Linked DNA regions of Mus musculus: regions 1 and 2 are each linked to region 3. The links are chromatin loops, found by intact Hi-C in ENCODE. Cell type or tissue: left cerebral cortex. All regions are shown on one strand.

Evidence for each region. A loop is a pair of places that touch in the nucleus more often than their neighbours do. Peaks named below come from ENCODE experiments on the same cell type or tissue, not always from the same donor. Only the 100,000 strongest peaks of a DNase experiment are listed, where the experiment ranks them.
Region 1: it touches region 3 in a loop (9-fold over the local background); 19 of 42 quality-filtered maps call a loop at or near these places.
Region 2: it touches region 3 in a loop (6-fold over the local background); 27 of 42 quality-filtered maps call a loop at or near these places.

The regions. Positions count from the first base shown.
Region 1 is chr16:18,049,533-18,057,532 of GRCm38, forward strand. It overlaps a transcript of Dgcr6 not described here. Among named protein-coding and RNA genes, the nearest start is that of Dgcr6, 13 kb to the right of the region's middle. In left cerebral cortex, a CTCF peak has its summit at 3,286 (motif pointing right); DNase peaks (open chromatin) are centred at 3,307 and 4,867; H3K4me3 peaks cover 373 bases.
Region 2 is chr16:18,123,790-18,131,789 of GRCm38, forward strand. Gm52241 reads right to left here and starts at 6,281. Exons shown (of 2, transcript XM_030249377.1): 1 at 4,852-6,281; 2 at 3,825-4,418. The coding sequence starts at 4,875. The coding sequence ends at 3,825. Rtn4r (reticulon 4 receptor) reads left to right here and starts at 3,853. Exons shown (of 2, transcript NM_022982.3): 1 at 3,853-4,113. The coding sequence starts at 4,092. In left cerebral cortex, a CTCF peak has its summit at 3,548 (motif pointing right); DNase peaks (open chromatin) are centred at 3,614, 3,802, 4,126, 4,499 and 6 more places; H3K4me3 peaks cover 4,809 bases; H3K27ac peaks cover 4,421 bases.
Region 3 is chr16:18,207,907-18,215,906 of GRCm38, forward strand. It overlaps 4933432I09Rik (RIKEN cDNA 4933432I09 gene), which reads right to left and starts at 5,957. Exons shown (of 3, transcript NR_015575.1): 1 at 5,931-5,957; 2 at 3,174-3,292; 3 at 1,780-2,997. It also overlaps a transcript of Ccdc188 not described here. In left cerebral cortex, CTCF peaks have their summits at 3,001, 3,203 and 4,090 (motif pointing left); DNase peaks (open chromatin) are centred at 2,989, 4,073 and 6,006; H3K4me3 peaks cover 919 bases; H3K27ac peaks cover 2,791 bases.

The sequences.
Region 1 (8,000 bases), 160 kb before region 3:
GACATGGGTGTGAGTAATTGAATAGAAGGCAAAAAGCACGCATGCCTGAGCGGGGCTGGTCAAATGTGCCTATCACAAACCTGTTTGCTGGTTTATGGTGTGTCCCTTGGGTTGGTCTGACATGTCAAACATGTGAAGTCTCTTTCCCAAGACAGCATCCCCCTCCGGCTGCCACCAGGACCCCAGCCCTTTCTGTCTCCACCATGAGACACTGGGTCAAAGCCAGGAGCAGCATGGTTGCAGGAGGATCCCAGGTGTGCTGGGATAGCTTGCAGTGGAGGCCTTTAAATACTCTGGTCATGGCCGTATAGACTATGCCAGAGAGAGGATAAAGGTTGTGTCCATGTCAGCAACACAAAACACAGATTTCACGTCTAAGAGAGTTAGGGATCATTTTTTTGTTGTTGTTGGTTTTTTTTTTTCCTGAAAGCAAATATGAGTGACCATGTCCGAGGAGTACAGATCACCCTAAATATGCCACTGGTTTTGTGAAGTTGTTGCAGTGTAAAAGAGAGCCAGTGTGGGGATTTGAATGAGAACGGCCTCCTCCCAGGAACTCCAATGAGATGCTTTCTTTTATAATTCGGTCACTGTGTTTTGTCATAGCAATAAAAACCGCTAACTAGTAAAGGCATTGTCCAAGTCCATCAGTGGAAATGCTACGTTGATAGGCTCAAGTAAAGCAGGAAAGTCTCTGCTGGGTTTCGGTTTCAGACTCCACTCAGTAACATTCTTACCTCTGGTGCCACTCAGTAACATTCTTACCTCTGGTGCCACTCAGTAACATTCTTACCTCTGGCGCCACTCAGTAACATTCTTACCTCTGGAGTCACTCAGTAACATTCTTACCTCTGGTGTCACTCAGTAACATTCTTACCTCTGGTGTCACTCAGTAACATTCTTACCTCTGGTGCCACTCAGTAACATTCTTACCTCTGGTGCCACTCAGTAACATTCTTACCTCTGGTGCCACTCAGTAACATTCTTATCTCTGGACTGCTGGGAGCTTGTTAATACGAGCCAAGGAGTTTCCTCATGGAAGTGACAGGAATGTTAGGTTAGGAGAGGTGGCAGCGAGTAGAGGTTTTTGGTTTTTGGTTTTTGTTTTGTTTTGTTTGTTTGTTTGTTTGTTTTTTGCTTTTCAAGACAGGGTTTCTCTGTGTAGCCCTGGCTGTCCTGGAACTCACTCTGTAGAACAGGATGGCTTCGAACTCAGAAATTCATCTGCCTCTGCCCCAAGTGCTGGGATTAAAGGCATTCGGCACCACTGCCTGGCTCTTCCCAAGCTTTCTTAGGAGAGGGAACCTTGACAACCATGGGGGTGATGAGGCCTGGAGCCGGGGGAGCAACCAGGAGGGATGACATGGCTGGGCCTTCAGTAAGAGAGATAGCTCAAAGGAGAGAAACATGACAGAGAAACCTAAAGAGGGAGAAGTTGGACAGGAGGGAGAGAGAGACGGAGGGAGCCACAGGGTTTGCTATCTAACACAACTGCCACCACTTTCAGGCTTGCATTAATATCTTCCTGTGAGGAAGAACAGTGTGTCTACCCTGGAGACTGCCAAAGCAGGACACTGCCTCGCCAGTCTCTTGACACTGAGCCACAGCTGGAAGGGCTGCTGAGAATCAGAACTCCAGGTCCCCAGTCCTGCCTACCCTGCTTTCTGCGGGAGAGGGGAGGCTGCCATGTGGTGAGATGAACCTAGACTACCACCTCAGCACTTTCATCCAGAAAACAACCACTCAGAACACCAATGCACACAACAGGCAAATCCAGCTGAGGGTAAGTGGTTGTATGGAAGGGTTAGGATCATTGTAGTCCCTAAGCCAGGTGCCACAAAAGTTACCGAAGCTGTAGCCGGCCTCTCCTACCTGCCCCAGCCTACAGCCTTGGTAAGATGCCCCAAAAGGAGCTGTCAAAATGGTGGCACCACAATACCTCAGCCTGCAGCTGTCACAACAGCGATCCATGGTAGCACATCTCCTTTCCTGCCTCAGCCTACGCCCTTTGTGAAACACCACTGGTAGTGGCAGGGGTGGGGTCTGTCCAGAGACAATGGGAGGCTAGCAAAGGGTCCCGCCAGCTCAAGTATGCACCCACATGGTTGGCAAGCACAGCTCTGCCTGAAGAGGGTGTCTGTCAGGTTCTCCACTTCTTCCTTCTGCAAGGAACTCCACTCCTCAAAGCACAGGGTATCCTTGTGTCTCCGGGGAGTAGACATAGCATGGTGGGGTTCCCTGGGTTCCCTGAGGATACTTCTAGTTCCCTCCTGGTTCTATGGCCAAAATACAGATTGCATCTGATCCTGCCGTGTTTATGAGGGCAGCTCTTGGGGGACACAGGCAAGATTTAGATGTTCAGAAAACAGCCTCGAGCCTGTAGTGTACAACCTGGGCCACGAGGCCTTAGGTTCCCTCCACAAATCACTGACATCATGTCAGGGGGTACAGTCTAGGTTGCTATCTTTGGAATAGTATCTCTGGAAAAATTTCCCATGTCTCACAGTAGGGCAATGGACCACACGGACTTGGAGGAGGCGGGGCTTCTTAAACAGGAAGTGGGTACCTGCTGACCAATCCTCCTTAAGGGCTTTCTGGTGACTGCTTTGGTAGTGTCCCAGAAGGTGGACCCGATAATAATAGGGAACAGTGCTACATAAATCATGAGAACAGAAGCTGAGACTTACCAGGATGAAGAATAGGTCTATAGTGTATGTCCACTGTGATTTATAATAACCGATAGTGTTCACCTCACTCCCTATTTCTACTTAACAGCAGTCATAAAAACTCAAAAACGTATACAAAAAATGTCAGACTAAAGATGATGAGGGGCAGTTTTCAGTCCTTGGAGTTTTCTAAAGCCACATGCAAATCTCAGTGCTGTCCTGAGATGCCCAGTCATCCAGAGACCCCTGAGCATGCTCAGATGGGGGCCACTGCAGAAGAGGAAGACTGCCCCGCGGAAAGATGCTGATGCGAGCATATCCATAACAAGGAGCAGGTACATGGAGCCTCAGAAGTGCCACCCTGTACTGACCCTGTACGGAGGCTAGAACACTCGACACTCAGGTTTTGCTCTTTCTGGGGGATGGTGCCAGGTGTGCTTTCTAAAACACCTGGCCATTTCTTCGGGCACATGACAGAGGAACTAAAAGGCTTCAGTCACCTGCAGAATGTCACCATCTGGAAGCAGGAACCAAACAAAGTTCCTGTGTGTCCCTGTGCTCCAGTAAAAGAATCCAGATAGAAATCTGGGATGGGGAAGTAGCTAGAAATGTCCGCCAGGGGGCGCGCAACCAGCCAGCAAGCCTCTTCCCTGAGGGATCTGAACCAATCTGCAGACACGAGAAAGCCTGGCCTGGTTCCCCTCGCACAGATCATTGCCTTTCTGAGCCTGTGGGAGAGGCTATCTGTCTCAGGCCGCTGGCGTCTCCCGGAAGCATGGCCTGCCAGGCACGACCCAGGCAACAGAAGGCACAGCTAGACAGCTAGATTTGACATGCCCCTCAAGGCTCCCGGACCACACAGGAGCCAGGTAGAATGTCTGAAGCTACCTACAGGAAGGAGGACAGGCGGAGAGGAGTGACTGGTAGGTAACAAGGAAACAAGGGGAGGGGGTGAGTACTTCTGGGTATATGCACTGGGTGAAGCATATTTAGATTACAAGTCTGGATCAGCATGTGTTTGATTAAGGTACACTTAAGGTTTATAAATTCCCAAGGTTATAAAGGTCTACTCAGGCTAACAGAAAATGACTTTAAAAATGTGTGTCTAACTACTTATGTCTTTGCTGATGGAGTTCAATGCCAGGCCTCTAAAATTTTAGATAAGGATAAGGTATGTTTGATAAATACGGTTTAAGGAGTCCTAAGGTCTATTCAGGCTGGTAAAAACTAACTTGAAAATATATGTATAGCCTCTTTGCCTTTGCTAACTTTGTTAAGCTTTAGATACTTAAATTTAGTTTAGAAGAAAGTGGGATATTCTATATGGTGCACTGTAAAAGGATCTATGGCTCCTCGTGCCCTCTTCGTGCCCTCTTCTGGGGTGTCTGCATGCCACCCCCAGGGCGGACAGGACCGGGCAAAGTCTGAAACAGGTGGGGTCTGCAGTCCTCTTCCTCCACTGCCTGGCAGGCCAGAAGGTAGACGTGGATCCCAGGACATGCAGGATCCCAGGACAAACAGGATCCAGGTCTGGTTTGGAGCAACTGCTAGGGGAAGAGGGGCATGGGGAGGGGAGAGAAGGCCTCCAAGAACCTTAGTGCTATAGGTCATTCAGGCTAAGGCCTTCTCCAACGTCTTTAATGATGCAGGTTTCTGAGATGGTCTTAGCTCATTTTATCTTGTCCATATTTCTTTATTCTGGGTGAACCAAGGGTTATATAGTTTGGGGAAGGGTGTGAGGATATTCAGGGAGGGAAATCGTCAGCAGTGGCTGAAGGCTAAGACCTCTGAGATGCCTCATTTGCCAGGGGAATTCCAGAATTCTATGTGACTGGCTACTTGTGACCACCTGGTTGGAGGTCTCTAGGTTATGTGCTCTGAGGCAGGCACAGAAATAGGGAGGGCGTTAGCCCTACTCCGACCAGTCCCAGAATGAGATTCTAATCTGAATTTTTAGATTCCCAGGGCTTGGACATAGTCTACCTCACCGTTCCATGCCAATTCTTCTGGTGGCATGGTCCACGTGCCCTACAAGAATCAGGAAAGCAAGGCTCTCAGTCTCTCTGTGGGCTGTACTTGTGGTTTAAGAGTTTATTTTGGTGCTAGAGGATCTTGATTTAAATCTTCAACTTAAATTTTTTAAGGCTAAAACTTAACAGGGATAAAACTGTGGAATCCTAATCTTGTAAACAAGAAGCTGCCAACTTGCCGGTCTCGGTTAGGGTTTTATCGCTGTTAAGAGACACGGTAACCACAGCAACTCCTATAAGGGAAGGAACGCATTTGATTGGAGCTGGAGTTTCAGAGGTTTTTGTCCATTATCATCGTGGCAGGAGGTGTGGAGGACCACATTTGGTTCTGAAGAAGGAGCTGAGAGCTCTACATCTTGTTCTGAATCAAAGTAGACCTAGCTAGAGCATCTGATGTCAAAGCCTGCCCATGCAGTGGCACACACTTCCTCCAACAAGGCCACACCTAACAGTGCCTCTCCCTATGGGCCAAGCATTCAAACACGAGCGTCTACGGGAACCATTCCTACTTAAACCACCACAGCTTTGTAAACGGTTAAGGACAATAAGACAAGCAAGTTAGTAGTCAGCCACCTTACACACAATCACATTCTTCAATGTGCTCAGGACTTTGTTTGTAGCCATGCTGAGTACAAACGTAGTTCATTTACAGGGACAAGCCTTCTTTAGCTTTCTGTTTATGCTACCAAGGTTAAGCCTGAAGCAACTAACTAAAAACAAACAAGTTTTGTTTAAAACCAGATATACCTAATCTTACATGATGGCCCTCAACATCCTCAGAGACCTGTTGAATAATGCAAAAGCTTCCCGAGATAGACAGAACTGCTAGCTTCTAGAGTTAGTCCTAAGGTATTCTCCAAAGAATAGAACAGGGCCCAGACAACCCACCCGGATAGTGATAATACTAACCACTGGGCAGAGAACTGCCCCACACCTCACCCACTGCTCGGACTCTGCTCAAACTGTGGACAAGCTGCACACTGGAGAACTGACTGCCCCCCTTTTGTCTCACCGAGGTAGGCCCTGACTTCTGAACCTAGTGATACTCTCAGCACCGTCATGGAGGATCCTAGGATAACCATTCAGGTAGCGGGTAAGTTTCATTGGTAGGGAGGCCATTGCATTATAGTTTATCCTTTTTTATCCCATTTATCCTTCTCAGATCTCTGACGATGACTGATGTCTAGCTGTAGCTTTATCAGTTTACAAGGAGTGTCCAGATCCTCCGCCAAAGGCTGCAGCTGCCTGTCAGTCCATTTCATACACAGAAATCGGGCCTCTACAGACATAGACAGCTTTAAATTGACAAAACAGGTTTCAGTGTGAAAATATTCTCAAGTTAGTATTTCTTTATCTTTTCACAACTTTGTAAGAATTCACGTAAGCAACTTGGACCCACGCTCACAGGTCAGCCTCCAGGTAAGGACTCCTGTCAGTCAAGAGCTGAAGCTTCCCACGTAGTACTGCCTCTCCCCGGCGGTGGGCTCATCACTGACACTCCCTAGCGCCACCTCCACATTGGGGCAGTCAAGCTTGGGATACACATGAGGCCAGTGGGCTCTAGGCAGAGTTGCTGGCTTCCTAAGGATGGGCTCTCTCCTTCCCCTGGTCCTGGGACTCTTCTCACTGCTCCAAACACCAAGACCACCAGCATGGAGGATTCAAGTGTAAGATTTCCCCTTGAACTCCTGCGCTTTACCTTCCGCCTCTATTCTATATTTGTCTCAGCAGATTTTCGATCAACCGTGGCCGGCAGCACAGCAGCGCTGTGAAAGCAGTGAGCCCTGGACTTACCGAAAGCTGATGTAAACCAGATACTTATGACAGAACTCCCTACAGGCTGGAACCCCTGCTTTGGGCAATATTTCAGACTAGCCCAAGGTGTTCAGTGAGCCAGTTGTCCCCAGCATGTCACCAAAATTCCAGCCTTCCTGATTTCACCCCCACCCCACCCCCAGAAAACAACATCCTAATTTCAACTAAGAAGCAGCTACAGAAGAGATTACATTACCCTTATCATTAACGGAAGGCTAGAATGTCAGGTCCAAAGAAAACTCCATTTCCCCAAATTCTGTCAGTTAGACAAAAGCCAGCATTCCTCAGCAACCTGTGAAGATGGCTTCCCTCTACCACAGGAGCCATTTCCCTAATCGGTGGCAGAAAGGACACATGGCTGTCTGTGGTGTGCCTGTTAGCATTCCAAAGTACATGCTGGTTTTCAAGTCCCTCCAGTGTCACAACTTCCTGTTGAAAATCAGAGAGTTACTGCCAGGCATGGCAGCACACACCTTTAATCCCAGCACTCTGGAGGCAGAGGCAGCAGATCTCTGTGACTTCTCAGCCAGCCTGGTCTACAGAAGCAAGTTCCAGGTCAGCCAGAGCTACACAGAGAAAACCCTGTCTTGAAAACACAAAAAAGGAAAGAAAAGAAAGAATTAGAATCTGACTGAATGACTTGTTTCCATGGTTACCAACGTCTACCTGGTAAAGCAGGTGTTTATTTTCTCCATCTCCTTGTTTTATGGTCCTAATGTCCATTTGCAGATGTGACTGCCTACCCCTTTATATCCTTTGTATTTCCCCAGTCAAACAAACAACAAACAGACCAAACAACACTGTGGATGCTGGGAACCCTAGAATTAAATTCCCCAGATTATGAATCTATGATTCAACTCATTCTCCTAGAACCACTGGGGAACCTAGGGCTACTGAACTATTGTTATACCATCTCATTAAAGTATTCTTAAGAATACTTCCGTTGATAAAACCACTCCTGGGAAAATTGGTCTCTGGTCACTAAGACCAGCCATAAATTCCTGCACAATGCATCCCTGCCTAAAGGCTATCAAAACTGCTTGGCCACTCAACTGCTGAGCATCTAAAACTGAAACCCTGAGGGAGAAGCCTTTGTGTCTTGCCTATGATTTCCATATATATATATATATATCATGTAATTTTAAAAGAACCCATGCTTGTTCTGGCTAGGTGCTGGCATCGGCAGTCTTGCCCACCCCCCACAGCTAGCTCCAAGCAGCCATCTAGCCCTCCCATGGCTGCTCTACAGAACACCAACAACCACTCTGGTCTCACTGAGCTCCCTCTAGCCCCATGAAAGGAGAACACTAGAGACTTATATTTATACCGGTCAGATTTATATCAGTAAATCTCCAACCACAATATGCCTGTGCAAAGAACACACAACTCAGTTAACACATTTATAAACTACTACGCCTAGACTGGGCAGCTATATCATTACACTACTCTATTGCCCAGCTATGAAATCCCTGCCTACTTGCAGCTCCTC
Region 2 (8,000 bases), 84 kb before region 3:
CCCAGTGGGATTCTGGGGAGTGCTAGGTCCCTTCCCTGCACCAGCCCTGGTTGCTTCTGTGTGAGTCTTTGATGAATAAGAGATGAGGAAGCTGTTTAATTATGGCTTAATATGCACCAAAGTTGGACAGGAGACTCAGGGTGGGGTTCCTCAGAGGTTCAGAGCTGATGAGGCAGAAGGTCCGGAACCCAAGGTGGAGGTGGCAAGCAGCTTTTGTAGGAGCAGAGGTGTGAGTGGCACAAGAGGGGCTGCCAGTGTTCGTCTGTCTAAACCCTCCAGCCCTGTTTTCCTGTCTGGAAAAAATAGGCAGTAGTGTTGCCATCGCAGGACCAACAACAGCACCATGCATTTAGCAGGCCCTGTGCAGAGTCCTCTAGGGCCTCGGGCACGATGCCACCTTCTGTGGTGAGAGCAGATGGCCCCCCAGCTCTCTGGCACTGAGATCTCATCCCCAGCCACCCACTCAGGTTGGTGGCCTTGGCATGCTTAGGCAGCAGGTGCAGAGTACAGCCTGACCTTCTTCTTCCTTTCCTAGTTCCTCCTCACACTGTCCCAGAGTGGCCCAGAGCCTGTACAGCAAAAAACCAAGTCCCCTAATCTCTTCCTCCCTCCCTAGAGCACCAACAGCCTGAGGGAGGGTGTGGGGGTATCCTACAAAGATGCCCCAGTAGGGCTGGTGCCCATAAGTTCCTCAAGGCCTTGCAACAGTGACCACTTTCCAAGGCTGCACCACATCCCTGTCAGCCCTGGCTGGCCTTACACTGGATTCTGATTGGACCTGGAGGTTTGGTCATCCCTGTATTCCCTGCTAGGATCCCACATAGTTCTCTCAGGAGACAGAAGAGGCAGACACAGAAGGGACAATGATCTGACCACACCCCAAAGCATCTATCCACAATCACAAAAAGCTGGGCTGAAGTCACACAGAAAGATAGGGCACTCTCATGCCACATACAGATCACCGAGCTGAATCTGGGGCCAGTGGAGGAAGTCGATGCAGTTCTGGGGCACTGCAGTGTTGTCAGGCCTCACTGCAGGAGGCAGTGCCTGGGCAAGTGGCCCGTGGGGGTGGGGAGCAATTCAGACAGGCCTTCAGTCTGGTCCTACAAGCCCAGCCCAGTAGGAATGACTGATGTATTCAAGACTAGGGAGAACGGTCTGCAGACTCCACACCCTCTTTTGATTCCCAGGGCCATATGTACACAAGGCTGGGAGAATTCGTATCTGCCAGTCCAAGTGGGCCACCATCTCAGCACTTCTGCTGGGGCTTCCCGCAAACCAATCCTTATAGACTTCCTGAAAAGGACAGTGAGTGGCCTGGCTTCCTCATCTGGGTCTCTGATCCTTCCCACCCCACCCCACCCCCACCCAGGGACCAGCTAAGGCTGTGTGTCTCAGGCTCACTTCAGGCCCTAGTAAGTCTTCCACTCATTCTCTGTCAGCTGCCCTCCCTCCCTCATCCTTGGGCCCTGGGTGGTGATGATGCTCACTGGGGAAGGGCTTTGGTCCTCAAATTGCCCGATACCTGCCCACACCCTGATAAATATGCCTTCCAGACCTCCCACATCTCCTGCCTCAGAAGAGAGCCATGTCCTCCTGGGGGCAGAATGGCCAGCATGCAGCTCTCTTTGCTCCCTATCTGGTCCCCGCCAGAGCTGGCCTGTACCTTAGGCTGCATCCAAGTGTCCTGCAGGTTCAACTTCTAGAGAGGAGCACCAAAGTGCAGATGGGAATGGGTATACAAACGACAGGGTGGGTTTGCAGACCACAGCAAAACTGCCTAAGACAATAGATGCCCAGCTCACACTACAGATCTCAGCCCTGCCGTACCTTGTGAGCTGGTAGGGGTGTAGTGTATCCAAGTGTAGTTTCCCTCAGCCTTGAAGCAGGCAGATCCAGACTTTGACCTTGCTGCCACTAAGAAGGAGATTACCTAGGATAGAGCCTTCTGACCTTGATGGCTCTATTTGCTCTTCCTAGCCACGTTCTGAAGACACAAACTGTAGATTGCCTACGGGCTGGCTCCAGGCACCAAGAATGGGCTGGGGGTGGGAATGGGCCTTCCCCCTTATAAGCACACTCTCTTAATAAACTCGAAGGCCTTGATCAGAACATTTGTCTTGGCTTCATTATCTTTTCTCGCAGTCTAAGTCTCTTTCAGCCCCAGCCTGCCTTCCAGAAATACCCAGTTCATGTAAGCCGCGGGAAAACACCAGGGTATCCAGGAGCTCTCTTTCCAGAGTATCCAGTATCTTTGAGCTGGAGAGAATTGTGGCACCAGGAACCTCCATGGTAGCAATGGCTCTCCTTTCCTTCCCACACCTAAACTATGCCCCAGCAATGGGAGAAGGGGTCATAGTCATTACCTCTCTAACGGGCAGCCTGGCCATCGTTAAAAATAGTCGATGGGGGAAGTGCCCTCTCTAAGCCACTGAGCAAAGATGGTAGCCCAGGACTCTAGCCTGGTCTTCAGATTTTCAGCCATGTCCCACGACATGAGGTGGTTGGAGCCACACCAGCCACTGGTGTGGGCACTGCTGGATTCGAGGACACTGGGAGAAAGGTGTTGGTCTAGGCTATAGGCCATGGCCTTCTGCTGGCTCTTTGAAGTTGGCTTTGGGTTATTCATCTGTCACTGGGTGGCCAGCCTCCCATGTGGTGGGGAGTGGAAATGAGAACTTACTGAGTCACATAGGGGTCAATCTGGTGGCACTTGGTGACCAGTATCCAATGAAGAAGTGGCCGTGAGTGCCTGCCCTGCCTTAACCTCATCTCACACATTTCAGTGACCTGAAAAATCCAAGTCAAATGAACAAGGACAACTGGGACAAAGCACACAGAGGTGTGGTTGGGGACACAGCCAGGGCAGGACCGAGCAGTGTAGCTTCCATATATGGCCAGAAAGCCATTCCATTGCAGGCTCTTCAGCGCTCTCCACCCCTGAAGCTTATGCCATACTGGGTGTTCTCTTTCTCTACTGAGACAGGCGGACCATGGGCCCTATCCAGCTCTCTGGCTAGATAATGTGCAGGACAGATACAGACAACGACCTGGCAGCCAGCCGAAGCACCTCTACCACCACCCCACCCCAGAATGCACCTAAGAACTCCAGATAGAGCACCCAAGCAGGAATGGGAGATGGGACATGTTGGGGGGGGGGGTTGCCATTAGGAACATTGGCCTTATATTGATCTGGCTTGGTGGAGGGTGGGTCCAGAGGATTCTTCGGACTTTGTAATCTCCATTGCAAAGGGGAAATGATAGGAGCTTGTGCAGAGGCAGGTGCAGACAAAGCCTGAGTGTCCTTCCTGGGACAGGGAACTACAAAGCTGGAGAGAGCACTACTGCGCTATTACACCTTGCCTCTCAGTTTTCTTACCCAGTCGCCTAGGACAGTTTCGAGCAAAGGGCTTTAAGGGGCAAGCGGAGGCGGGCCATGCAAAGGCCTGCTGCATCTGTCCGATGCCCAGGACTCCCTTCGGGACTCAGCCTGTGCCGCCACGCCCTCGAGCCCGCGCCCACGGCCGGTTCCGGGACGCGGTGCCCGCGGCCGCCTGCAGGGGCCGCCGCCTCTTCAGGAATGCGCCGCCTTTGTCTGGGACCGCGCGTGGCCCGTGCACCGGGTGGCTGAGCGCGTCCTGCCACTTGCACCGCGCTCCGGACACCCTCGCCTCCCCTCCCGTCGCCCGCCCGCTTGCCCTACACCCCGTACCCACCGGTCCGCCCCAGCGCGGCGCGCCCAGGTGAGCGCCCCGCCCGGCGCCAGGCCCCGCCCCGGCCCCGCCCCGCCCGGACCGGCGGGGAGACCGGGCGGATTCCGCGCGTCAAACCACATGATCCCATAAAACATTCATCCTCTCCTGGCCCGCGCTGCGAGCGCCCCGCCAGTCCGCGCCGCCGCCCTCACCCTGTGCGCCCGCAGCCCGCGAGCCCAGCCCGGCCCGGTAGAGCGGAGCGCCGGAGCCTCGTCCCGCGGCCGGGCCGGGACCGGGCCGGAGCAGCGGCGCCTGGATGCGGACCCGGCCGCGCGCAGACGGGCGCCCGCCCCGAAGCCGCTTCCAGTGCCCGACGCGCCCCGCTCGACCCCGAAGATGAAGAGGGCGTCCTCCGGAGGTGAGTGTCAGCGCCGCTCCGGAGACAGGCTGCAGCGGGGCGGGGCGGGGGGGACGCAGGGCATGGCTCACGCTGCCAGAGATGGAGCCGGGTCGCCGGTCGCTCCCGAGGGCCACCGCAGTGCCACGCCGCGCGCTGGCCGCTAGCAACTGGGCCCTGGGAGGGCGGAGCCCGCGGCAGCCGCAAAAGTTGCGGCTTTGCGGGAAAGTTGACAGCGACGGCGGGGCCAGGGATGGAGGGTACGAGGTTCCAGATGTTGGACCAGGGCCGGGTGGAGACTGAGGGCTGGAAGGGCGGGGTCCCACCTGAGAGCGCAAAGGCGGCGAATGGGTTAATGAGCGGGTTTGCAGAAACGTGGGCACCGGACCGAGATGGGGTCTGCCCAGCGAACCCTGCTCAGAAGCTGTTTCTTTGGGGTCAAACGGAGTAGGGATGAATACGGGTGTCAGCAGCAGCAGAGGGCGTGGGGGACAGGGCGATCCCAGAGCTATCTCTGGAGCAGGTAGAGAGGAGAACACACACACACACACACACACACACACACACACACGCAAGGCAATGTCTCCTCCTCGGAGATCGGGAGAGCTCCTGAGAGTGAGCGGCTCCATTGAGGGGCGTTGGTGCTCGAAACACCCCCTCCTTGGCAGCCCTGTGGGATTCCCTCCTCCCATCCGGTTGCAAAGCCCCCACAGTAGGGGCAAGGGAGGATGGGCTTCATGCAGGTTGGACATGCCTTACCTGGAGAATCTGGGGTGAACACATTGCCTTCCCCAGGTGCCCACCCTATCTACCCTGCTGATGTCCATGGTGCCGCAGGCTGCACACACGTTTCTTTGCACGTGTCTACATGGGCTACATACAGCCTTGCACACCTCCAGTGCACATGCATACCAAATCTGCCCTAGTGTGCACATGCACATAAATGCTATAAGCACATCCCTGTACTCGGGTGCATAGCTCTGTCCTCACTCCTGCCTACACACCTATGACCATACATGCATTTATGCAGCCTGCCTGCTGCGATCTTCATGCTTAGCACATGGTGGGGCCCCTTAACAAGACCCACTCCCATGGAGACACACTTGGATTTTGATTAGGGATGCTCCGGGCAGCTGGACCCAGACAGAGGGACAAGTCCTGGAGTCTCCTTCACAGTGCTTGAGTCTGTGTGTGCAAGTACGTGTGTGTAATGTGGTATATATCTGCACATACATGATTGTGTGCATGACCATGGGTGCCTTTAAACATATCTTCATGTTTCCGTTTGTCTCAGAGTGTGGGTGCCCTTGTGTACATAGGTGGGCTATGCCTATACCCAAATCTGGATCAAAAGCCTTCAGAATGTATTTAGGGGTTTTGTTCAGTGTCTCCAGCCCAGGCTGTGAGATGCAGAGTCTACCAGCTGCTCTCCCACCAGCCAGAGTTGGGGCAATGGTGGTCTATGGTGGGCTGGAATCTACCTGGGCAGGGAAAATCTATTTCCCAGCTTGAGGTCACCACTGTGATAAAGGGTCTGACCCTGGACACACTTGGCTGCCTCTGCAGTTCCACCAACTAGGGCATCCAACCCAGCATGGTCCCCCGAGAGGCCCTGCCTTTAGCACATTAGCTATTCCCCGGGGGTGACCTTCTGGTTAGCAGCTCTGTGCTGCTCACCTAGCTCAGGTGTTGTATGGGGTCACACCTGGCCACTCCCTTCACTAAGCCCCAGGCCTGTCTTCCCATCTCTGACGCTGCATTGTCTCTTGTCCTACTGCAGTCAGGGGAGGAAGATGCACGTCTAAGGCAAGACCTCAGCAGCCAGGTGTGGTCTGCACCAGATCCCACCTGGCAAAGGGGAGCCCACAGAGCCTGAGGCTGTGTTTTCTTAGAGTCTCCCCGTCTCAGCTTTCCTCATCTGTGGTTAGGCCAGCAGTCTGGGTTGTTGGCGGCATTTCTAAGCTGATGCCCACTGGGGTCAGTCCAATTTTCCCAAGGAGGTGGCTCTGTTTGTTTTAATTTTTCATACAATATGTTCTGATCATATTCTTTCCCCTCCTCAACTCCTCCCGGATCCTCCTCCCTAACAACCAACTCCATGTTCTCTCTCAAACAAAATAAGACAAAAGCCAAGAAAAATAGCAAAACCAAAAAAAAAAAAAAAAAAAAAACAAAACAAAAAAAAACCCAAAAAATCAAAACAGACAAACTAAAAGAAAAAAAAAATGAACGGAACAAAAAGATCCATTTTGTGTTGGTCAGGTACTCCTGGGCATGGGGCATTTCCTGGATTGAGACAGGGTCTCACTGAGGCCCTGGCACAGATGTCCTTGATCTCAGAGACCTGCCTGAGGTCTGGGATTAGCCATGCCTGGCTCCCAAGTGGTTTTGATTGTTTTGTTTTCGGGCAGGTGTAACCACATAGCCTAGGCTGGCCTTAAACTTGGAATCCTGCTCAGCCTCCCCAGCGTTGGAATTACCCGTCTAAGCCACGGAACTTTGCTTCCAAGGTTTGGCCCCCAGCATTTCTGCTTTAAAATCCCTCACATGTGCTTTCTCAACTCCTCTTCTGTAGGGGTTTTCCTGGGACTCCTGCCAATAGAGGCCCCTCCTTCCTCCTCCCTGCTCCCCCCTTCCTCCTTCCTCTTGGAGGATATATTGGGGAACTTAAAGAGGTGGTGAACCTGGAGAGGGACGAGAGCTGAGTCTGTGGCTCTGCCCTGGACCAACAGGGCCCTGTTAGCCCCTCTGCTCCTGTTTCCTTAAGGCAAGACTGACCTGTGGTTACAGAGTAAGAGTCACTAGTGGGAGACATCTTTTATTAGGGCAGCAATCAAGAGAAAGAGAACCCCTCAAAGGGGGAAGTGCTCAATAGCCTGTTACCTTGGAGGGCTAAGGGCTGACTCCTTGGCTGTGAAGAAGCCCAGGTTTGTTGCTGCTGTTTGTTGCAAGTGGTAAGTTGTCTGTGAAGGGCAGGGTCTTTAGTATCATGCCTCCCTCTTGCTTGCCAACCAGGCCTGGCTTTAGCACCCTTTACTTGCCAAGCTACTGGCACCATGCCTTCCTTTGGAGAGAAAGGGTCCATCTGGAAGTGGAGGCAGAGAGAGCCCTTCTGCAATCCTGGGCCTGGGGCCCAGAAAGTCTCCCAGAAATCTCAAGCTGTGCATTCAAGAAAGGGGTCTCTCAGTCTCTCTCTCTCTCTCTCTCTCTCTCTCACTCACTCCCTCCCTCCCTCCCACTTTCTCTCTGTGTGTGTATGTGAGTGTGAGTGTGTGTGTGTACACGTGCACACACACATGCAATGGAAGGAGTATGTGAGAAGAACCTAACGCTGTCATAGAGTTACAATGCTCCTGGCACTGGGTTGTGCCTGGTTAGTGAAGTTGATGCTGTCCTGCCCCCCATTCTGTGAGTTTTGACTTCCAACCCCAGGCAGGGCTGCCTGACTCTCAGCAGCCACCCAGACCCTGGACCCTCACATCCCTAAGAGCCGGGGTGGCTGTTTTTGTGTCTCTTCAGGGCCTGGCACCCTCTGCACCATTCTATGTGCCTGCCCTGTGGCCTGGCTACACCCAGTCAAGGTCACCTGTGCCAGCCACGTGGCTAAACCCCAGATCCTGTATTTGCTCACTAGCCTCTGTCGCTCACCCGCTCCTTTATGGCCTGCAGACCTCCTCTGAACAGACGATGAAGGGGGTGAATCCTTACCTCAGTGATTCCAGGGTTAAATGTATTAAGGGACAGGTGACTGACCACACAGCCAGTAGTGGGAGCCTAGCAGTGAATGTAGGGGACAGGCCTCCCATCTCCCTGCCTGTCCCCAGAGTGCGTGGGCCTGGCTAGGTCCCATCACACCCGGTGTTTGGTACTGCGATTTCTTCTTTTGTCACTGTATTTTAAACACTTTG
Region 3 (8,000 bases):
GCAGAGATTGTGGTGATGGTGGTAACAGTGGAGGTCATGGCAGTGGCGGAAGGGATGGAGGTTGCATGGTGGGGCAGGGTGTGTTTGTGGCCACACAACCATCATGGTAAAGATGGATTCACCAACAACTCAATATCCCAGACGCACACATCCTCTGCCTTCCAGCATGGCTCAGCCGGCTTTTTTCCATCTGACAGGCTGCTCCTGCAGGGATCCTACAGATTGTGACAGGGCAGTTAGTGTAGCTTGAGCTTAAAAAGAACATTTAATCTTGGTTAAAAAAATAAATAAGTGCAATTATTGGAAAGGAAAGAGATAGGATAGTACTTACTGCAAGCAAACAGAAGGTAATTACCCCGGGAAGGTTCCCTTTCAGGACACTGGGAGCCATCCTCTCTGGAAGCTGGTAGTCAAACTTCGCAGGGAGCCAGTGGTGGTAGACACCATTAATCCCAGATCTCTGAGTTGGACGCCAGCCTGGTCTACAGAGCAAGTTCCAGGACAGCCAGGATGTCACTGAGAAATCCTGTCTCAAAAAAACCAAGACAAGACAAAATCCATTTGCCTAGCAGTGGCGTGGCACACACCCACAATGATGCCCATAGCAACCCACTCTTGCTCATTGGCACTGTGACCCTAGATAAACCCCGGTACTCTCTGAGCCTGTGAAGTGGATGGTGAGGGAGGGAGGATCAGTGGTAGCGGCTGTGTCCCTGGGTCTCTATGTAAAAGGATAGGCATGTCTTCCTTCCCCAGACCTGGATCTAAGCCTACGTGCCTCTCCCTGCTTCCCTGGAGGTGTCTTCATGACTCCATGCCCTCTGATAGCATGACAACAAAGCCAACAGCCCCTGAAAGTAGGAGGGAGACAGGGCCTGCTCCTGCAGAACCCAACCTGTCACTGGGTTGAGGGAGCCGGAGCCAGAGCAGCCTGGAGACCAGGTAGGAGGACCCAAGAGAAGCTGTGCCAAGTCCACCCTCAACTAAGATTCCAGGTCCTGCTGGAGCATATCCAGGGTTCTGCCCTGAGTCCAACTGAGGAGCCCTGCGTTCCCAGTGAGACCCAGCAGCCCCAGCAGCCTGGAACCTCAGATGTGTCCTCCCTGGTGTACTCTGTCAGCCTACCCTCATTCCATCTCTCCCTGTGCATTCCTCTCTCCTCTCCTGACTACATTGTCCCTTCCTCTAGAGCCAGCAGCAAGGTCATCAAGAGATTTGGGCTCCCGTCGATGACCCAGCCCTGACGCCTGGGTGGCACAGGCCCCGCCTCAATGAGTGCCTGCCCACTGAGTATGATGAGTGGCCTGGAGTGGCTGTTGTAATTAGTGTGAGCGTGCTTCATTTGCCAGGGAGGAAAATCCCATCTTGGAAACACAGGTCGGATGCAAGTTCAATTTTACCCAAGAGGCCATAAAACCCCTTTTCCAATCACCTGGTACTGTTGGCTGCAAGCAATGTTAATCCTGGAGATGTTATTTAGATCTGAGACATCACTTGGGGGTGCAGAGATCAGGTCTCAGCCCCTCCCTGAGAAGCCCTGGTTGCTCCTGCAGAGGCCCCAGAAGATAGATGACTGAAGTTCTCCAGAGGTGGGGTCACTGGCAGGTGGGGAGTACATTGGGGTACTTTGGCTCCACTGGTCTATAGATATTGTCCTTCTGGTCCCTAATCACCAGCCTGCACCATCCTCCCTCCAAGATTGGTACCATCTTCCAGCCTATCATTAAAAATCGTTTCCTTGATTACCAGGGTAACAATGAAAACAGGTAATTGAATCTTCAAGAAATTACCATTTTTATAACTCGTGCCTAGTTCCTGAGATAAATTAAACATCTCTCTCATATTGCAAGCAGCTTCTGGCACACGAACGGGGGACTGATAGTGCCCTTTATCTCTGATACAGGCTTCAGTGAGAAGATGCAGCTGGGAGGCCTGGTGGCTTCTCCTGGCTAGCCTGTGTGGTGAGGCAGCCACCAGCCAGCCATAGGGTTGGTGGGTTGTGGGGTCGCTAGCTCCTCAGCTGCCTGGTTGGGTGAGGTTGTGGGGGGCAGCAGGAAGACCATTGTATCCCATGCTCCCTCCAAAACACAAGGCCTCTGGCCCAAAAGCTTTCTAGGGAGTATGGGCCAGGGATGTGAAAGAAGTGAGGCTGGGGATCCAGGCAGAGGTGGGAGCCGCAGGCAGGAAGGCAGTATGTTAAGGAGGGCAGTTGAGCAAGATGTGGTTGAGTGCTGATGAATGGGACCAGAAAACAGGGACCGAGAAGGTGGAACAGGGTCACACACAGCATAACAAGACCAGAATTTACTCTTATACCCTCCCTTTGGTTAAAGGCAGCCAGGCCCACCTGGCCCAGATATCTCCAAGTCAGGCAGCTGAGAGACTGCTGGGGGTGCTGCCACAGCTCGAGAGGCTGCTGAGGGTGCTCCCACTGCCTGAGAGGCTGCTGAGGGTGCTCCCACTGCCTGAGAGGCTGCTGAGGGTGCTCCCACTGCCTGAGAGGCTGCTGAGGGTGCTCCCACTGCCTGAGAGGCTGCTGAGGGTGCTCCCACTCAGGAGTGGCCAGGTGAACTGGGTAGGAGTGAGGAAGTGAGTGCTTAGCGATGGAAGGAGTCTGTAGGATTGTTGAGAGAGCTTGCAGCAGTGGTGGGCACTGTGTTGGCAGGTAAACTCACACTGGCTGAGGGAAGAGAGGCTGTAGGCTCCAGACTCAGGGATAACTTCTATTCACTTGCCAGCTGTGCTCAACAGAACCAGCTTTAAACAGGGGCGCATAGAGAGAAGTCCCCCCTGCCCCAGAGGCAAGAGAGGAGGTCAGGGCCATAGCATGGACAGGTGATTTGCTATCTAGATGGGAGGAAGGGTGGCTTTCAGAGCAGTCTCCCATCTTGACATCTACACAGATCCTCAAAGGTTGGAGTCACCAGGAGCATGGAGCTCTAGCAAGGCTGTTCTTCCTCCTTTATAGTGGGCAGGGAGGCCTTCAGACAGCACCGTCTGGTGGAAGAGATGGGAAGTGCAATAGGGAGTTACCATATGGGCAGCATTCTGAGGAGCCGGGTGTACCACGCCAGCAAATGTCCGACACGCCACCCCCCCCCCCAGCTCCCCATCGCCCTCTCTTTACTCAGGACTTCCTCATCTTGACAAAGCTCTGTCATCCAAAGACTCACCTGGAGGCTCTGAAGGAGTCTTATGACAGCGTGCATCCTGTCCACTTCCTGTCACTGACACTACACTGGGATGAGGATCCATGGCAGCACCACATCATAGCACACAGATAGACTAGAGTCTGTGGATGAGAGGGACATTCTACTTGGGTATGAAGACGGGCTTATCTTACACTCCCACTCCATCCCAGAAGGGCACAGCCCAGACTGTTGGCCCTGCCCTATGGATTGGGGTTGAACCTTGCCCAGAGCCTGAAGACATCAACCAAGCCCTAGTCACCTGGGCTGAGAGGGCCAAGGCTGAAAGTTCTGATAAAATGCAGGAAAATGTCAGGCTAGGCTCGGGGCTCTACACTAGACCTTCTCCTTCTCCAATGTGTCGAAGACCTGGTATTACAGCAGTCACACATGCTGGCTGGGACCATCCTGCCTGCCCTGATCACATAGCTCTGGGACTCCCTATCCTACTGGTGAGTGCCTGTGACAGACGTGGGTCAATCCAGAGCTGCCCATAGGACAGATGGAATACCGCTGTACAGTGCTGGGAAAGTCTAGGATAATTTGCTTCAAACTAAGCTTTCCTCCCAGAGCTTTGACCTCTGGAGTTGAGAATTCCCAGAAGACCTCAAGGACCCAGCCCACCTAGTGCCCTCTTTGCGGGGATAAGACACAGAGACAGGATCTCACTGTGCTAAGCAATAAAAAAAGGAGCGCCCTCAAACCAGTGAGAGCTGTGACCACATGGCTACCCGTCATGGAAACCACAGATCCAAGTGGGGGTGGATGCTTTGTGTCTGATCTGTCCGTGGCACAAGTTTCTGCCTGGCAGACTCTTCAATTTCTTCCTAGCCTGTCGACCCTGGGTGCTGGCTCCCACCCAAGTATCTGTGCCTGGTGCAGGGTTGAGGCACCATCTGGTGGCAAGTCTGGGAACTGCAGTCTACTCCTGCTCTGCCTGCCATCAGCATCGAAGCCAGGAGCCAGCTTTTGGCAGCTTAAAGTGATCTCTCTCATTTGTTCACAGTCCCACTTTAACCTGAGGGTCTTTATGTCATCAGGATACAGAAATAGGCCTTTGGAGTTTATAGCCTGGCACTGTTGCCTGCGCTGACAGGTAGGCCAGTATCTATCAAGAGTGGGGTCAGATAGAATACAACAGGAAAGATAAGAACCCAGGTTCTAGCCCCAGTAAGGTGAACTGGTACTGACCGCCAGGCAGCCCATTCATGCTGACTTTCTGGACACCACTGTCCATCTGGAAGTAACAAGAGACGAGATCTGACTCCTAAGAAAGGAGAGGGTCCTCAGCTTGGGCAGGGGTGCTTACGCTCAGCAGCCTAGTGGAGCACAGCATGGCGGTCAGCAGGCCACCTCCCAGTACAAGGCCTCAGAGCCCCCGACATCCTGAAATGATGGCTGTCTACTGGGACTGTGTCTTTCACAAGGGTTGTCTTTAGCACTCTTACTGTCTTTCTGACTGTTAAAGTTAAAAATACGAGTGGCCAAGAGCACTGACCGCTCTTCCAGAGGCCATGACTTCAAATCCCAGCAACCACACAGTGGCTCACAACCATCTCCAATGGGATCCAGTGCCCTCTTCTGGTGTGTCTAAAGACAGCTACAGTGTACTCACATAAAATAGATAAATCATTTTTTAAAAAAAATATGAGCAGTGGCTTCCAGAGAGTGACCACAGAAGAGAGGAGCAAACAGCCTGTCACCACATACATTCTAGGAGCAGAAAGTCCATGTCCAGTACTGAGCGCCCCATGGGTGTGCCTTTCCTCCAAGAGCTTCAACCTCTGGAGCTGGGAATTCCTAGAAGACCTCAAGGACCCAGCCCACCTAGTGCCCTCTTTGTGGGGATAAGACATGGAGACAGGATTTTACTGTGCATCCTAGGTTGGCCTCAAACTCATGGCAATCCTCCTGCTCTAGCCTTACAAAATCCTGATACACACAAGCATGAAGTAGCATGCCTAGCTCTGAGACCTTCTTTTGCCCACACCATGGTCTCAGGACCCTGCTTGCTCTGCACTCCCCACTCCCTGCAGACTGGAGAAGGCCGAGAAGGTCACACAGCTCTCAGAAACTCATGTCTACTTTGCCAGGAACAGAGAGGCCTAGCAGCCCCTACCTTCTGGCCCTGGGGTGACTTCATCACACAGACCACTTCATCCCTCATCTGCCCCTCTGCCACCTGGAAGGTCACAGGCTGTGACTCAGAGCCAAGTGTCATCTTGCCTCTCTAACAGAGCAAAGGAGAGTTCATGCCTAGGCCATACCCTAGGTCCTGGGTAGGAGATGAAAGGACTGGGCAGAGTCCTGGATGACAGGGTAATAATCCCAAGGCCACTCCAGGAATGCCTGTGAAACCCCAGACACATTCATCCAGGTTCTGTAGGATCCTCTAGTCCTACGCAGGGTGCTTTGGGGCTGCAAGTGGAGAACAGACTAGGTGGGTAAGGGCCAGAAGCCCAGGTTAAAAATACAGAAATGAGAATCTCTCATGGGTGTGGCTGGCTCTATGACTCTGAGTTCTACTCAGGCCCTGTAATGAGCATGGGTCATTGAGTGTCAAGGCCATAGTAAGGAGAGTAGAATCTGCCCATTTAGCCCCTGACTTCATCTCAGGCCAGCTGTAGGCAAGCGGCTCTGGATAACATAGCCTGTCCTCTCTCCTCTCCTCAGCATCCCCTAGGCACCAGCCGGGCTGGGGGGAAGGGTGGTGTGAGTGTGTCTGGATAGCTAGCCCCTTACCACCACTTCAGGCTCCTCAAGGCCATCTGGGTGTCATGGCAACATGGGCAGGAAGCGGCTGCCATGGCAACTGGTGTCCAGGGAAATGCGCTGCCTAGCAACAGGGGCTAGGGCCACTCTAGCTCCTCACAGCACACTCTAGTGTCCCACACTCTCTGTGTGTCTTCGAGTCTGCATCATCCTAGCACTCCCACCCAGTGCAGCCTCGGGGCTCCACACAGACCCTCACCCAACCCAACACACCAATCTGTAGGGTATTTAACATGCTAGCACAGCTCATGCTCATGCGGAACCAGCTACACGGCAGACCTGGGGCTCTTCTCTCCTACTAGACTCCCTCACCTCTCAGGACTCTCTGGAGATCAAGAGCATACAAGGACCGTGGAAAAGGGGGAGGCGTCTTCGGGGCTGTCTGAAAGAAACCAGCCTTCCAGATAGGGCACAGCCCAACAAAGGTAAGGTGATCAGAGAACATTGGGTTTCGGGTTAAGGTAGGCACCTAAGGTCTCAGAACATATGAGCACCTGAAGTGCCCTCAGTCCTTCCACGGCTGCTCAGTAACTGTAGCCCACGCTGAGCACTTGGAGCTGTGACCTGAGGATCCTAGCCTGCAGCCTTTGTGTGGTACTAACAGGACAGCATCCTGAGTATCTACTGGGCCCTTACCAAGTCTGGAGACTCAGAATATAGAACAAAGACACCACGACCACCACTGTCAGCTACTCAGGGCCTTTGCTGAAGCCACCCCATTCCAAAGCCATCCAAGGGCCTTCCTGGGCTCCCACCTCTGAGATCATCATATCCTGGTAACCATGAAACCCCAGAAAGAAACCAACAGGCAGAGGGCTTAGAAGCCCCTCCAGGGACCAGAGTGGGCAGCTTCTGAGTGCCGTAGGGCATGCTGGGGCAATTCCAGGCCTCTCCTCTAGTGTGACTGCCAGCCTCAGTCTGTACTGAGTGTAGAGATGCATCCCATACTGGAAAAATGCAGGACTCCAGCTTGTGTGCCAGCTGGGCCCCACCGGAGCTCTCATTGTAGCGCACACCAGCTCCTCCGCCACAGGTTTCAGTGGCCCCTGATGGGTATTCATTCCAGGTCTGCAAGACAACAGGAGACCGGCCGTTAGTCTGTAAGGGACTTCAGCAAACTGAAAGCGGGACTCAGCTAACTCGGGATACAAGTGGCTGGGAAGCAGGAACTGGCTGCAGACAAGCTTGGACTCCAGTACTGATTATGGCAGCTGTCAACAGAATTCCTTGGCAAACTCCCTAGGTCTCATCATTCCAGATACCAGAGCTGGAGCAGTGATATGCATGGCAAGAGGCCCTCCTGCTTCAACCTGGACCTCCCTATGGTTTAACAGAAAAAAAAAATACCTTTTAGCTTTCTGAACTCCTTCATAAACAGAGATAGAAAAAAAAAAACCCCAAACAGGTTTTTATTTGAAGAGTATCTGCTGGGAAGTGATCAAGAATAAAGGAAAACAGAACCAAAGAACCATAAGGGGAAAAGAAAAAGTCGTCATCAAAAGGTCTTGTCCTTCTCCAAAACCGCTGCATCCTAAAAAAAAAAAAAGAACAGGGTACCTTGAAAAGGAAGAGGCACTGAGGGGCTCACAGTGACCTCCAGCGATGAAAAAGTATGACCAGTGAGATTCAAACTTGTCAAAAAAAAATCCTCATGTGTTACATAATCCTTTGGTCAATTATAGGCAATATGTGCTCCCATAAGAATCATAAGAATGCATAATAGGACGGAGGGGCAGGAGAAGGGGAGCTGTGATGGGGTGTAAAGTAAGTGACTTAATTTTAAAACATCAGTATTCCTCAGACAGACAGACAATATTTAATACCAAGGATGGAAGAATAATTCAGCGGTAGATGCCTGCTTATCATGTGCAAAGCCCTGGGTGTCATGCTCATCACTGCTAAGAAAATGTCACATCAACTACTTATGCTGTTGGCATCATGATATAACATATCCCTCACCGTTGTGCTGGGAGGGCAAGAGTACACCACTGCATGGTCAGTGGAAGACAGTGCGGAGCACGCATACAGAGCCCAGTACTG